Regions from separate parts of the Homo sapiens genome. Here region 2 is linked to region 1. A link is an interaction called in ENCODE POLR2A ChIA-PET data of the cell type or tissue named here. Cell type or tissue: HepG2. All regions are shown on one strand. Links, peaks and the distances in the headings refer to the core of each region. The heading gives the core; the rest is flanking DNA. Region 1 has its middle 38 kb from the start of HSPA9. Region 2 has its middle 20 kb from the start of PFDN1.

Region 1 (7,077 bases), core at 1,142-5,141:
CTTTGGGCCTCAAAGTGAGGACACCTGGGAAACAGCAAATGCAGGGAGAGGCTTTCTCTGAACTTCATCTGCCTAAGGACAGATTCTCCAAGAAGAACTCCATTGTCATGAGTCCCGTCCCCAGAAATCTCATCAACTAGGGAAGATTAACCAGGAGAGGAAACTAGAGGCCCACTTCATACCCAGACCATCTCATGATGTCACCTGTTCTTCTGAGGGCCCATTCATCTTTCCCCAAAATCATTTACAGTCCCCTAAGTTGCCTATATCTCCCCTCACATCCCCCCTATGAAGGGGGCATATAAATGTTAACATCTCACTGGGTTTGGAGATACTCACTTTTCTTTCATGCGATGCCCCTATGCACGTAATACAGACCTTGGTTAACCCATCAAATTGTGATTTTGCCCATATCTGCCAGCTGTTAGTAAATAAGTTCCTTTGTCTGGATGCAGAAAAGATCCAAAATATCCATGTTGAAGATGCCTGGTTTCTGGTGCACACTCTGCCTGTCTCCCCTTGCTGGGAGTAAGTCTTCACAAATAACTTCTTTTTTTTTTTTTTGAGAAAGGATCTCATTCTGTTGCCCAGGCTGGAGTGCAGTGGCACAATTATAGCTCACTTCAGCCTCCATCTCCAGGGCTCAAGCAATCCTTCCACCTCAGTTTCCCAAGAAGCTGAGACTACAAGTGCATGCCAACACACCCGGCTAATTTTTTTATTTTTAGTAGAGAGAAGGTCTATCTATATTTCTCTATGTTGCCCAGGCTGGTCTTGAACTCATAAGCTCAAGCGATCCTCCTGCCTTGGCCTCCCAAAGTACTGGAATACAGAGTAGAGAACTTCTAATGCATTTCAGCACAGGGGTTGTTTTCCCAGGCTAGGTTGCTGAGCCAGCCTCCCTCTCTATCCTCCTCAGCCAGCTATTGCTGGAACTGCCTGTCCCCGCTGCTCTCTGCCCTGGCTGCTTCTAAGAGAGTGCCTTAAGGCTGGGTTGCTTCAAGCACTCTCTGCCCTCAATGCTAGCTTCTCAATGGCTTGGCAAAGGTGTTTCCAACTCTTTTCTTTCTCCCTCGAGTCATCTTGGTAGGAATACCAGCATCTTAATTTCCTCTTTTATAAATGCTTACCTGATTTCCCTTCAGTTTTGCAGTTAAATCTACTGGTAATTGTGAAATAGCTAACGTAAAAAAAAAAAAATCCTCAGAGCCTAGAAGCCTGGTCCTCAACTTTCAGCCCTCTTTTCTCATGACCAAAATATTCTAGAGCCTTCAAGTGTTCAACACAGGCCCTGTTGGAACCTCTTTGAGCTCCACCATTTATCTCTAGAAAAACACTGAATATAGCAAGAGGCTAGAGGCATGCTGACATCTGCTCGTCAGCAGAGCAGAAATGATGGCTTTAATTTCCTTTCTCAATTAATTTATTCCCAGGCTGTTCCCTCCCCACCTTCATAAGCTGGTTCTTATTTCAAAAAGTCAAAGTAATAAAGCTGCTCTCCATTACTCATCCAATTGCACATACCCCACATGCTCCTCCTCAACCTCTTCCCATCACCTTCTTTTTCCTCCCTGTCCCCTCTCCCTCACCCCTTCTAGACGGAGTGCAGGGTCATTGCTCTTTCTCCAAGTCCTACACTCTTCCTACAACCTTCTGAGCTTATTCTCGCTGGGTTGGTCCTCATGGTGCTGAATACATACCTCATTATATGCTTTGCATTGATTGATTTCCTCATGCCAATGTTCCAGGCATACTTCTCTCAGAGATGACCCTAGGAAAAAAATCTGATGCCTCAGAGAGAGCTGAAAAATCCCAAGAGATTGAGTGCCCATTTATTCCCCTCATTCCAACAACAGGAATTAAAATCTCAGAGCTGGACTGACCCATAATGCCCAGGCACTGGCCCTAACAGTGGGTCTGGACCAGGAGCCAAGATTTTTGTGGGGACAGCCCTCTGTAGGCACCTGTAGGCACCTGCATGCTGATGTTTGGACATCTTTGGGCAGTGAAATATAAAGAAATGGGCCAGGCGCGGTGGCTCATGCCTGTAATCCCAACACTTTGGGAGGCCAAGGTGGGTGGATCACTTGAGGTGAGGAGTTCGAGACAGCCTGGTCAACATGGTGAAACCGGGGCTCTACTAAAAATACAAAAAAATTAGCTGGGCATGGTGGTGCACACCTGTAATCTCAGCTACACGGAGGCTGAGGCTTGAGAATTGCTTGAATTCAGAAAGCAGAGGTTGCAGTGACCTGAGATCGTGCCACTGCACTCCAGCCTGGATGACAGAGTGAGACTCTGACTAAAAAAAAAAAAAAGAAAAAAGAAAAGAAAGAAATATAAAGAAATGCAACTGAGCATGTAGGGTAAGGCATGGGGCTTTGGACTCAAAACTCAGATTTAAGTACTGCCCTGACATGTATTACCTACCTGACACTGGTTAAGTTACTTCTCTACCCCTTAGTTGTAAAATAACAGTACTTCCTTGGCTGGGAGGACCAAATAAGAGCATGTATGTAAAGCATTTAATGCAGTGTCTGGTGCATGAAGAGCATTCATTAAATGTAAGAAGTTATTATAATCATAAGCAAATAGACATCACTAAGTCAGATAAGCTGTTAAAAGTCATTGCAGGCCTTTAAATTTTTTTAAAAAAATACAGCCTTGCTATTTTTTAAAAGTATTGCCTCTAAGAGTTGCTTTAATAAGTTGCTAGAAAGGAGTGATTTATAAGTACCATATTGTTGGAATGCAAATAGATACTTCAAAGAGGTAAAAGTAACTTGTTTTCTTGAGTGGGATAAATATTTCCCTTGGGATCTTGTTTACAAACTCAAATATTTTGTAAGCAAATAATGCTAAGAGAAACTCTAGCCCTTACTTTGGTGAAATGCTCACAAAACTGTATTCTGAGCTTTGAGTAAATGAGGTTTTTTTGTTTTTTTTTAATTTCACTATTTATTGAGTTTTAAATACTCTAAGTTGTAGTTCATATATAACATAAATAGCTCTGTGAAAGGAAGAAAAACTATATTTCAGGTACTTTTGAGGTTATTAAGCTCAGAAAACCCTGGGAAAATGAACTTGAATCTATGGAAATATTTGTTAATCTCACAAATCTACCAGTTCTTTTCTCCACTCGAAAGTTAATTCATATACACCATGAAATACTATGCAGGCATAAAAAAAGAAGGAGATCATGTCCTTTGCAGGAGGAGCCGGAGACCATAATTCTTAGCAAACTAACACAGGAACAGAAAAGCAAACACTACATGTCCTCTTATAAGCGGGAGCTAAATGATGAGAACACATGGACACAAAAAGGGAAAAAATGAACACTGGAGATTACTGGATGGTGGAGTGTGAGAGGGAGAGGATCAGGAAAAATAACTAATGGGTACTAGGCTTAATACCTGGGTGATCAAATAATCTGTACCACAAAGACCCATGACTTAGATTTACCTATATAACAAACCTGCACATGTACCCCTGAACTTAAAATAAAAGTTACAAAAAGAGCTAAGCATTCTGGGGGAAAAAAATTCATAATTTTTGAGTAAGCTTCGTACAATTTTCCACAGCAGCTGAATCATTTTACTTCCCAATGAATTTGCCAACTCTTACCTTTTGTTTCCCTTTATAGTAGCCATCCTAATAGACGAGATGACATCTCACTATGGTTTTGATTTGCATTTCTCTAACAGTTAGTGTTGTTAAGCATCTTCTCATGTACCTTTTGGCAATGTGTATGTCTTCTTTGGAAAAATGTCTGTCATATAATCCAACAATCCCACTTCTGTATTTTTATCCAAAACAATTGAAATCAAGATCTCCAAGAGATGTCTGCATTTTCCTGATTATTGCATTATTTACAATACACATGATATGGAAACTAATGCCCATCAATAGATAAGCAAATACAGCAAACATGGCATATACATACAATAAAATATTATTTGGCCTTAAAAAGAAGAAAATTCTGTCATATATGACAACATGGATGAATTTGGGGTACATTATACTAGGTGAAATAAGACAGTCACAGAAGCACAAACTGCACTGTTCTCCTTACACCAATTATCTGAAATAGACTCATAGAAACAGAAATGAGAATGGTGCTTGTCAAGTGCTGAGGGATGGGGGAAATAGGGAGTTGCTGTTCAACAGGTATAAAACTTCAGTTATGCAAGATGAATAAGTTCTAGACCTCTGTTCACCATAGCACCTATAGTTAATATAGTTAATATTACTGCATTGTGTATTTAAATTTTTGTTAAGACCGTAGATCTCATGCTACGTGTTCCAACTACAATAAAGACGTCAATTCACAGTGAATATATCATTATAAATAGATATTTATATTTTCTCCGTGAAGCTTCATGTAATATTAACTAACTTCTTAAGAATATTTAATGGTGTTCCAGCTACCTGCGAGTAAATGAAGTTTTTACCCTGCAGAAAAGGAGTCATTGCCCAAATGAAATACCCTGATTTCAAAAGCATGAGGAAGAAGTGTCAATCTGGAGGTTTTTCATTGTATACATGTTTATTCTAATGCCGCGCAATATTGGGTAATGGCCAACCTATTGCACAAACATTTTTCAAGTATTCATGTGTAGACTATCTAAGGGCAGCTGTCTAACCAATCTTGTATATGATTCTTTTTGTTCTGTCTGCTTTTATCTTTACTGTTTCCCAACACACACATGCACGCCCAATTCACATCCACACTCAGACACACATTTACTCACAGGCATGCATAAACTAACACACTAACACACACATTCTCTCTCTTTTTTGTTCTCTTCTACACACACATACACATACACACCCACTTAGCCCAGAGCAAGCAGAGCCCAGAACTGTGTCTTCTGGTGGCTACGGAAAGATCCCATGACCCCTCTGAAAAGCATCTCTTTGTTCCCTTTCTCCCCTCACTGTAATGTTTCCTTTTCCTGAATATCACGCAGCAAGGGGCGGGGAGGGAAGGAAGGGAGAAAGGAAGGAAAGGAAACCGTGGTCTCCCCCCAGCCCAGCAGTGCAGGCTGTGAGAAGCAGAAGGCTCCTGCTCCTGGGTGCTGGCATCTCTCCTGCCATTTTTTCTGAAACTTTGGGGTGTTTTTCTCTCCGCAGCACCCACGCTCCCCTCCCTTTCTGCCAAAGCTCCTTGTTGTGACAGAGCGAGCGGCTGGTGGGTGGGGGGAGGGGAATCAGCTAGGTGGCCTCCTGGCTGAGTTACAGCTCCCCCTCCAGGAGCAGGGAGGGCGGAGATGAGACCACAGACAAATCCTAGAAGCCCCCCTAGTGCTGACCCCCCTACATACCCAGAGCGTCTGTACACCCCCCAACACCCACCCATACACACACACACATACACACACACACACACACACACACACCCCAGATGAGCGTGGCAGGCACAGCCACACAGTAACACTCAGGCAGGAAACCCCATGTCACATTGGCATGGGTCTGCCCAGAAGCAATCCATGCCCCACGCCCCCTCCTTTGATCTCTCACCCCTCTGCTGGGCCAGAGAATGTTGCTGGGTGCTGGGCCTTGGGTGCATGGACTCCGATACCACCGGCACTTCAAGCACAGGGACCACCAGCGGCAGCGCCAGCGACTGCCCAACCCCCTCCTCCCAGGGCTCCAGCAGCACACCCTGAAAAACACAGACACAGTCCTGCTTGGGGGGCGGGGCAGAGGAAGTGTGGGGTACATCTCATGGGCTGTGGCCTCGCTCCCCTCGGGTTCAGCTGATGGCCAGCAGTCCCTGGGTTTGTCTGAGAGAGAGATATCACTACAAGAGGGAAGGAGAAAGGATTCAAGGACCTCTCAGAGCTCTCTCAAAACTCCAAGAGAACCAGCCAGTGAGAGCCAAGTGACGGTCCTGAGTACCGGAGGACCCGGCGTTGCCAAGCTAGATCCTGGGTCAGAAAAGTCAAAGGACATTCCCTACTGTGCGGGGATAAAACATGTGACTCTGTGGGCTCAGCTGCAAGTACCCAAAGATGGGCCGCATCATTTTCCTTGCTGGCCACTGGAGGGCCAATACCCTGCCCTCCTCCCTCCCCAAGACCTTCTCTTTATCCGGCTGCTTCTCTGGTCCCTGTGCTTTAAGCACATTATTTTATTTTAATTTTCATAACTCCACAGGGTGTTACTGTAGAAAAAAAAAAACTTGTGGTTCAGGAATTTTACATGATTTGATCAAGATTACAGCCAAGCGCGCGGTGGCGTGTGCCCGGAGTCCCAGCTACTTGGGAGACTGAGGCAGGAGGATCACTTGAGCCCAGGTCAGGAGTTGGAGTCCAGTCTTCAGCCTGGGTAATATAGCGAGACCTCATTTCTGTCTCTCCGAGAGAGAGAGAGAAAGAGAGAGAGACGGAGAGAGAGAGACAGAGAGAATACACAACTAGCAAGTGAGGGAGCCAGGGTTCGCCCCCATGCCTGGGTAACTCGTAACCTTGGCCCTTCCCACTGCTTCTCAGGAGCGCGCCACTGGAACCTTCCCAGCTTCCTCTGAGTGAGCTGGAGAGGGAGTGTGGTGTTGAAGAGAGTGTTGGGGGAGGTAGAAGAGGCATCTGCCTACTGACTTTCTTCCAAGGGAACAAAAGTAGCGCAGCCTGGGAACCCTCTGCGCTGTCTTGCAAGCCTTGGGAGGCAGTGCCCAGTGGCTCGGGTGATTCCTCTAGTGCCATTTCTCCTTCAGGACCCCACACTTTCTTGGCCAGTGTGCTACATGGCTGCAAAAAGCCCAGCCCTGGACAGGCAAAGAATGTGTTGATTCAGAAACAGTTTTTAAATTAATAAGCACGTGGTGATTCAGGCTGTTTGTTCAGGGCAACGTGCTGCCTAAATTGGAATGTGCCAAACTCCGTTCTCCCACTTTCCCCCACCTCCTCCGCCTCTCCAGGTCCTGGCTGTTCCCCATGTCATTCTGGTAGTCAGAATTCCGGTTCCTCCATACCCTCAGGCAAGGCAATTATTAGTCTGCAAAGCCCAACTTGCCAACTGAGCAGCTTCCCTGGGCTCTGAGGTCTCTCCTGGGTGTGTGTGTGTGTATGTGTGTGT
Region 2 (7,077 bases), core at 1,803-5,802, 1.7 Mb before region 1:
CACAGTCATCAGAGGTTGAAGATGCAAGGCAAGGACCATATGGGGCTTTGTAGGCCATGACAAACAATTTGGAAGCCCATGCAGTGTTTTGAGTAGGAGAGTGATATAATTTAATTTATATGTTTCAGAAATATGACTCTTCTATGCAGAGAACAGGTTCTAAGGGGCAAAAGTAAAAGAAGCAAGACAAGGAGCTGGGCATGATGGCAGATGGCATGCCTGTAATCTCAGCAATTTGGGAGGCTGAGGCCAGAGGATTGCTTGAGCCCAGGAGTTTCAGACCAGCCTGGGCCACATAGCAAAACCCCATCTCTAAAAACTAAATAAATAACAAGACCAGTTAGGAGAACTTTGGAGTTATCTAGGCAAGTGGCGATGGTAGCCAGAATTAGGGTGGTAGCAGAGGGTGGGAAATGGTCAGATTCGGGATATGTTTTGGAGGAATCACCTGTAAGACATGCTAATGGATTAAATGTATGTGTTGTGGGGAAGAAGGTAATCAAGGATGACTTCTTAGATTCTAGTCTGAGAAACTGGGTATACGATGGCACTATTAAAATGGGAAGGAATGGGGGAAGAAGCAAGTTCACAGGGGCCATGAAAATCAAGAATTATTTAAGTCCATATGGGGTGGAGGGGACTACCGAGAAGGCAGTGCAAGAAAGGGGGATGCAAAGAGGAGAAAAAAGAGGTAGAAGAGGCTGAGCATGGTGACCCATGCCTGTAATCCCAGCACTTTGCAAGTTCGAGGCAGGAGGGGGGACCTCATCTCCTCATCTCTACAAATCATTTTTAAAAAGAAAAAAACTTAGCCAGGTGTGGTGGCACATGCCTGTGGTCCCAGCTATGTGGGAGGCTGAGGTGGGAAGATTGCTTGAGATCAGGAGTTCAAGGCTGTAGTGAGCTGTGATTGTGCCATTGCATTCCAGCCTGGGTGACAGAGCGACACCCTGTTTCAAAAAAAAAAAAAAAGGCAGAAGAGGTAAATAAAAAGGACCTGAAGACAGGAATAAATAAGGGCATCAGGAGGGTAGGTAGTATTATTTTCCCAGTTTAATGAGGAGGGCCCTGAGGCTCAGCGGGGTGAAATAACTTGCACAAGGATACTATTTTATTAGCTAATGCAATTTTGCTTGATGCCAACCTTGTGCAGGAGGGCCCAGGCTTCTCATTGCCCATGAACTTCTATCCTGGCCACCATTATCCAGAGAGGAGAGAACAAAGTTCTGTGTTTTCCTCCTTGCTGTGGTGAGGAACCCAGGCCAGACTGTGTTGCTCCATGGAGACCAACCCCAGAAAAAGAAAAAGGGCTAACGTCATCCAAGAGCAGGAGGAAGTGAGGGTTGCCCCTTCCCATGATTGGTTTCCAGAGTGTCAGGCCATCACCAAATTAATATAATTTGGAGGTTGTTGTGGTTTGATTTTTCTTTTTGAACTTTTTAAACTGCACATTTTTTCTTGATTGCCCCCTTGATTGATGGAGAAGAGAACAGGGACCTCTTAGCTCACTGCCACCCACACAGCTGTGAAAGAAGCCAGCTGCCCTCTTGCTCTTCAGAGAATATCCCTTCCTCCCTCCCTCTCTCTCTCCCTTCTTCCCACCCAGCATCTTGGCTATTACTAACCAACAGGGCATGTAAGGAAAAGGGCTCCTTTCAGGGCTGGAGTGCTATAGTTGGTGGATCACAGCCTGTGTGGGAGGCTTCCCCAAAGACATATGATGTGGGTGTAGGAACCAGACAGACGGGAGGAATTAAGTCACCCTTTTCCCCAACCCTAATTTTCTTGCCCAACCTAGAAGTCACTGGGTTGGTTTCCTTATACTAAGGCAGTAATTTTATTTCTACTGTCCTCTAGCTTTTGACAGTGGGCAGTCTTCAATGGGAGTGTGAAAGGAGGAAGAAGCTAGCTTGTTCTTTCTTCATGCCACTAGAGTCTGGGTTAAGGACAGCTGTGTAAACCATGTACTCACCCAGGGTTCTCTAGGAAAGCCTGACTTCTTTCTATTTTGTCGGTGGTACTTGGTCAGTTGGGCGTCCCTGGGAAGCATTGTGCTTGGTAAGGGGGGCCTGATCGGGTCCATTTGAGAGTAAGTGTTCTCTCCTGCCTGTGGATGTAAATCCAACCCCTGGAACTCCAGGCCTGAGAAGTGTGACCCAAGTTCAACCCCTTTTACAGGTGTGTGTTTGGACACCTTCCGGAGAAAGTCTGCTGCCCACCCCTGTCCCAGCTGGGTTAGTTTCTCCTCCCCTGTGCTCTCACACCTCTGAGCCTTGGACAATGCAAGGAAAAGGAGTCCTCTTCCCATAGCAGCTTTGCTGCTCCTCTCCCATGGCTTTCATCACACCGCATATTGTCATTGTTTACTCATCCATTTCTCCCACTGTGAACTCTTGGAGGTTGTGGAGTGTGTCCTTTTACACACTGTGTCAGCACACCAGAGGCTTTCCCTAAATGTTTGATGCATGCATGGATGGATGGACAATTGAATAAATGAATGAGTGCATGAATAAATGGATGAGTGAAATAGAGTAGAGGTGAAAGTTTCAGGCTCTAGATCAGACAAGCCTGGGTTTGAATCCTCGTCATGCCATTTTCTGGTTATATAATAATCTCAGATAAGTTATTTAACCTCTCAAAGCCTCAATTTTTTTATTAAGGTTTTTTTTGTGGAGATTACAGTGCCTGTAAAGCATTTATCACAGTGTCTGGCAGCATGGAGTAAGTACTCATACCCGAAAGCTTTTACTATTCTTAACAAGCTTTGCCAGTTTTTACCATCATGGGTCTTGTTTGCACCTCCTTTTCTAGATTTTTGGCACAGTGGGTCTTTGCCAGACTCAAGGGTTGGCCTGCAGGGCTGCCCACATGGGTACACGTTGGGGTCAGGCAATGTAAAAACAGCACTGAGTTTTGCTGAGAAGGGGAAACCGTGATAGGGGCCTGTCTAAAACCAGGCAAACAGGTCAACTGCCAACCCCATTGTCTCAGGCCTTCTCTGCTGGCAGCGTGCTCAAGAAAACAGGAACAGTGTGGCATTTAAGGTGCCTGGATGACAGCCACATCAAATATGTGACCTTTTCCTAGGAAGCCTGGTTTCCATGGTGAGCTCGTTCTCAATCCATGCTCTGTGGCTCTCAGCCCCCTCTGGAATGTGACAGCAGTGGCCCCAGCAGCCGGGTGGGGACATCTGCCTAGAGGTTGTCCCTCCAACATCTCCAGGGTGGAGGAGGAGCTGAGATAGCCCCCTGGGCTGTCTGATGCCCACACCAGCCTTCCAACCTGGAAGGATTTGCACTGAGGCCCTGACACTGCCTCCCTCTGCTCCCCTTCTCCCACACATGGCTCATGGCCAACTGGCTGCCAGCCTGAGCAGAAAGAAGGGGTCTCTTTCTGTGAACCCCCATCTTAGACAGAGGCCCTGACCCCCTCCACCTCATCTTGGCAGCCTGAGATTGGAGAGAGTGTCTGCCGCCCTGGCCTTGGCAGAGCGCGTGCTCAGCCCAGCCCCTGCAGCTGCCAGAACAGGAGCTGAATGCCCAGTGTGTCTGCCAGAGCTTGCTAACTTCTTTCTTCTTTCTCTGAGCTATGAAAACAGAGGCTGCTGAGGAATGTGACTGCTAACCTCCCCACCACCCGCCTCCCTCCTCCTGGGGCTTGTGTTCCCCCAACCCCCCAAGCTGGAGTCACATCAGAAAAATGTAGGGGAGGAAAGAAATCCCCCAATGTGTCATGACATTACATTTCCGCCTGGACCTCAGAAACAAGAAAAGTTAGAAGCAGAGGGAGAAGAGGGGTGGTGTGGTCATTGCCAGAGCCCTGTGACTGCTTCACCTCCTGCCTCCCTGGGGCAGATCACTTGCTCCCTTGGGGATCTGTCTCCTCATTAATAAATGGGGGCAGATCGGGCCTGGTGGCTCACACCTGTAATCCCAGCACTTTGGGAGGCCGAGGTGGGGGGATCATGAGGTCAGGAGTTCAAGACCAGCCTGGGCAACATGTTGAAACCCCGTCTCTACTAAAGACACAAAAAAAATTAACCTGGGCGTGGTGGCGCGCACCTGTAACTCCAGCTACTCAGGAGGCTGAGGCAGGAGAATCGCTTGAACTCGAGGGGCGGAGGTTGCAGTGAGCTGATATCCCACCATTGCACTCCAGCCAGGACGACAGGGAGAGACTCCATCTCAAAAAAAAAAAAAAAATGGGGGCAAATTGCTTTGACTCAGATGGCAGACAAACTCAGAATTACCTGTTTGCTGTCATTGAATAGCACGGATATCACTAAGTTGGTAATTATTGAGTGAGTGTACTGCTCACGCATACTCATTTAACAGACATACGGGGATTCCTCCTTTTTTCTGGAGGCTAAGAACACAAGGGTGAACAGGACCGAGGCCCTGCCCTCCGGGAACTTGCACTTGAATAGGAAAAATAGACAATTAAGTCACAAGAATCAAATGTCAAGAGAGTTGTGTTGGGCAATAGGAGGTGCCAAGTTGGCTGACCTGGTCCAAGGGTCAGGGAGGTCACTTCTTGGAGGAAGTGAAAATCAAGCTGAGGCCTGAAGGATGAGCAGTTGTGATGCAAGTAAAGAATGGGGGTTGAAGTATTCTAGGCCAGGGGAACAGCCAGAGTGCAGAGGGAGGATGATGTGAATGAGGAACCTAACTGGTGTGACAAGAGTGTACACAGCTGGCTTGGGGTCAGCGGAAGAGGCTGCAGAGACAGGCCAGGCCAGATCATGCAAGGCCTTTGAGACTGTGCCAAGGAGCTTGAACTGAATCCTCAGGGCGGTAGGGAGCCAGCCCTGAGTGTTAAAGTGAGTGTGGGTAGGGGTGGCATGCTTGGATCTGTTTTGGGGTGGATGACTCCAGCTGGAGAATGGGCTTGAAGGGTAGCTATAATCAAGCAGGGAGATGGGTTAGCTGGAGACTGTGGTGGTATTTAGGCACTGATGGTAGCAGCAGTGGAGAAGAAGAGAAGATATGAATTCAAGATCTATGGAGGAGATATGTGGAGGATGAGAGAAAGGGAAAAGGGCCCAAGGTGGCTCTGAGTTTTAGGCTTGCACGCCTGGGTGGAAAGTGGTGCCATCTTACTGAGATGGGCCACACTGGAGAAGGAGAAGCTGGTGCGGGTGAAAGTAGCAAGTCCAGTTTTGGCCACTCTAAGTCTGAAGGCATGACCACCATGTCAGTAGGGATATCCAGTGCATGGGTGTGGAGCTGAGTCTGGACCCCAGGGGAAGGCTCAGGCTTGAGTGAGGTCATTGGCCTGGAGAGAATAAGCAAGTGTATCATCAAGGTGGCCAGGCATGGTTACTCACTCCTGTAATCCCAACGCTTTGGGAGGCCGAGGCAGGTGGAAACCAGGAGTTTGAGAGCAGTCTGGGCAACATAATGAAACCTTGTATCTACAAAAAGTACAAAAATTAGCTGAGTATGATGGCATGTGCCTGTGGTGTCCTGGCTGAGGTGAGAGGACCGCTTGAGCCGCAGGAGGTCAAGCCTGCCGCGAGCCGTGATCACACCACTGCACTCCATCCTGGGCAACAGAGTGAGTCCCTGAATTAATTAATTAATTAATTAATTTATTTGAGACAGAGTCTCGCTCTGTCACCCAGGCTGGAGTGCAGTGACATGATCTCAGCTCACTGTGACCTCTGCATCCTGGGTTCCAGAGATTCTCCTGCCTCAGCCTCCCAAGTAGCTGGTATTACAGGTGCACGCCACCATGCCTGGCTAATTTTTGTATTTTTTAGTAGAGACGGGGTTTTGTCATGTTGATCAGGCTGGTCTCAAACTCCTGACCTCAGGTGATCTGTGCACCTCGACTTCCTAAAGTGTTAGGATTACAGGCGTGAGCCACTGCCCCCAGCCAAGAGACCCTGTCTTAAAAAAAAAAAAAAAAAAAAAAAAAAAAGAATGATGCTAGCTGCTCTAACAGAAAATTCCCCAGCCTCGATGGCCTAGCACAGTAGGTTATTTCTCACTCAGGTAAAATCCCAAACTGGTGTTCCTAATAAGTGAGCAACTCTTCTCCAAGTGGGGTTCAGGAACCAGGTCCTTCCAGCTTTTGTGTCTGCCATCTTTTTTTTTTTTTTTTTTTGAGACAGGGTCTAGCTCTATTGCCCAAACTGGAGTGCAGTGGTATGATCATAGCTCACTGCAACCTCTGCCTCCTGGGTTCAAGTGATTCTCGTGCCTCAGCCTCCTGAGTAGCTGGGATCACAGGTGTGTGCCACCATACTTGGCTAATTTTTATATTTTTAGTAGAGACGGGGTTTCGCCGTGTTGGCCAGGCTGCTCTCGAACTTCTGGCCTCCAGTGATCTGCCCACCTCGGCCTCCCAATATGCTGGGATTACAGGCATGAGCCACTGCACCCGACATCTGCCATTTATATTACACAGCTTCCAGGGTCACTGTGATGGGGAAAGGGCATAAGGGCATGGAGGACCACACATGGGAGAGTCTATCACTTCCATCCATATTCCACCAATAAAATCTCATCATGTGGTCACATCTAACTATAAGAGAAGTAGGGAAGTGTAGCCTAGCTGGGCACCCATGAGAAAGAGGAAATGTGTTTTGCAACCAACTATCCAGTCTCTAACACTGGAAGGCACAGGAGTGGATAAGATCACTTGATGAGTCCAGGGCTTGCACTCATTCATTTGTCCCTATTTGTAGGTGTTTACACAGATACAGGACAGACAGAAGTGAAGGTAAGCCACTTCCTCCCCTTCCTTATTGGAGACCAACAGGACAGGATAGGCCTCAACCCATTTTAGTCCCTCCTGCAAGTTGAGCAAACCTCTAGGGTGAAATGATTCCACGGTAGTTAGTTTGTTGGCTCTGACACTGGCCACTCCTGTCTCTTCCTTCAGATTGGCTGCCATTCACCCTCACTTTCCTTTCCTTCTCCTCAATAAGCACTTGTTGAGTATCTGCTATGTGTTGGGGCCCATTCTGGAAATGCAGCAGTGAATGAACCTGCGGTTCCTGTATTAGTTTATTTGTGTATTGTCTGCTTTTCCTACTAGAATGTAAGTTTCATAGGTAGAATCTGTGTCTTA

What was found. Peaks named below come from ENCODE experiments on the same cell type or tissue, not always from the same donor. Only the 100,000 strongest peaks of a DNase experiment are listed, where the experiment ranks them.
Region 2: POLR2A ChIA-PET joins it to region 1 with 6 read pairs; 1 of 35 experiments calls an interaction of 5 or more read pairs at or near these places.

The regions. Positions count from the first base shown.
Region 1 is chr5:138,609,533-138,616,609 of GRCh38, reverse strand. It overlaps the pseudogene RPL10AP10. Among named protein-coding and RNA genes, the nearest start is that of HSPA9, 38 kb to the right of the region's middle. RefSeq lists enhancers at 5,125-5,757, 5,758-6,390, 6,391-7,023. In HepG2, for the core only: no CTCF peak of the experiment used is centred there; no DNase peak of the experiment used is centred there; H3K4me3 peaks cover 421 bases.
Region 2 is chr5:140,319,534-140,326,610 of GRCh38, reverse strand. No RefSeq gene overlaps it. Among named protein-coding and RNA genes, the nearest start is that of PFDN1, 20 kb to the right of the region's middle. RefSeq lists enhancers at 2,691-3,890, 4,704-4,773, 4,804-4,853. In HepG2, for the core only: no CTCF peak of the experiment used is centred there; DNase peaks (open chromatin) are centred at 2,360, 3,090 and 3,660.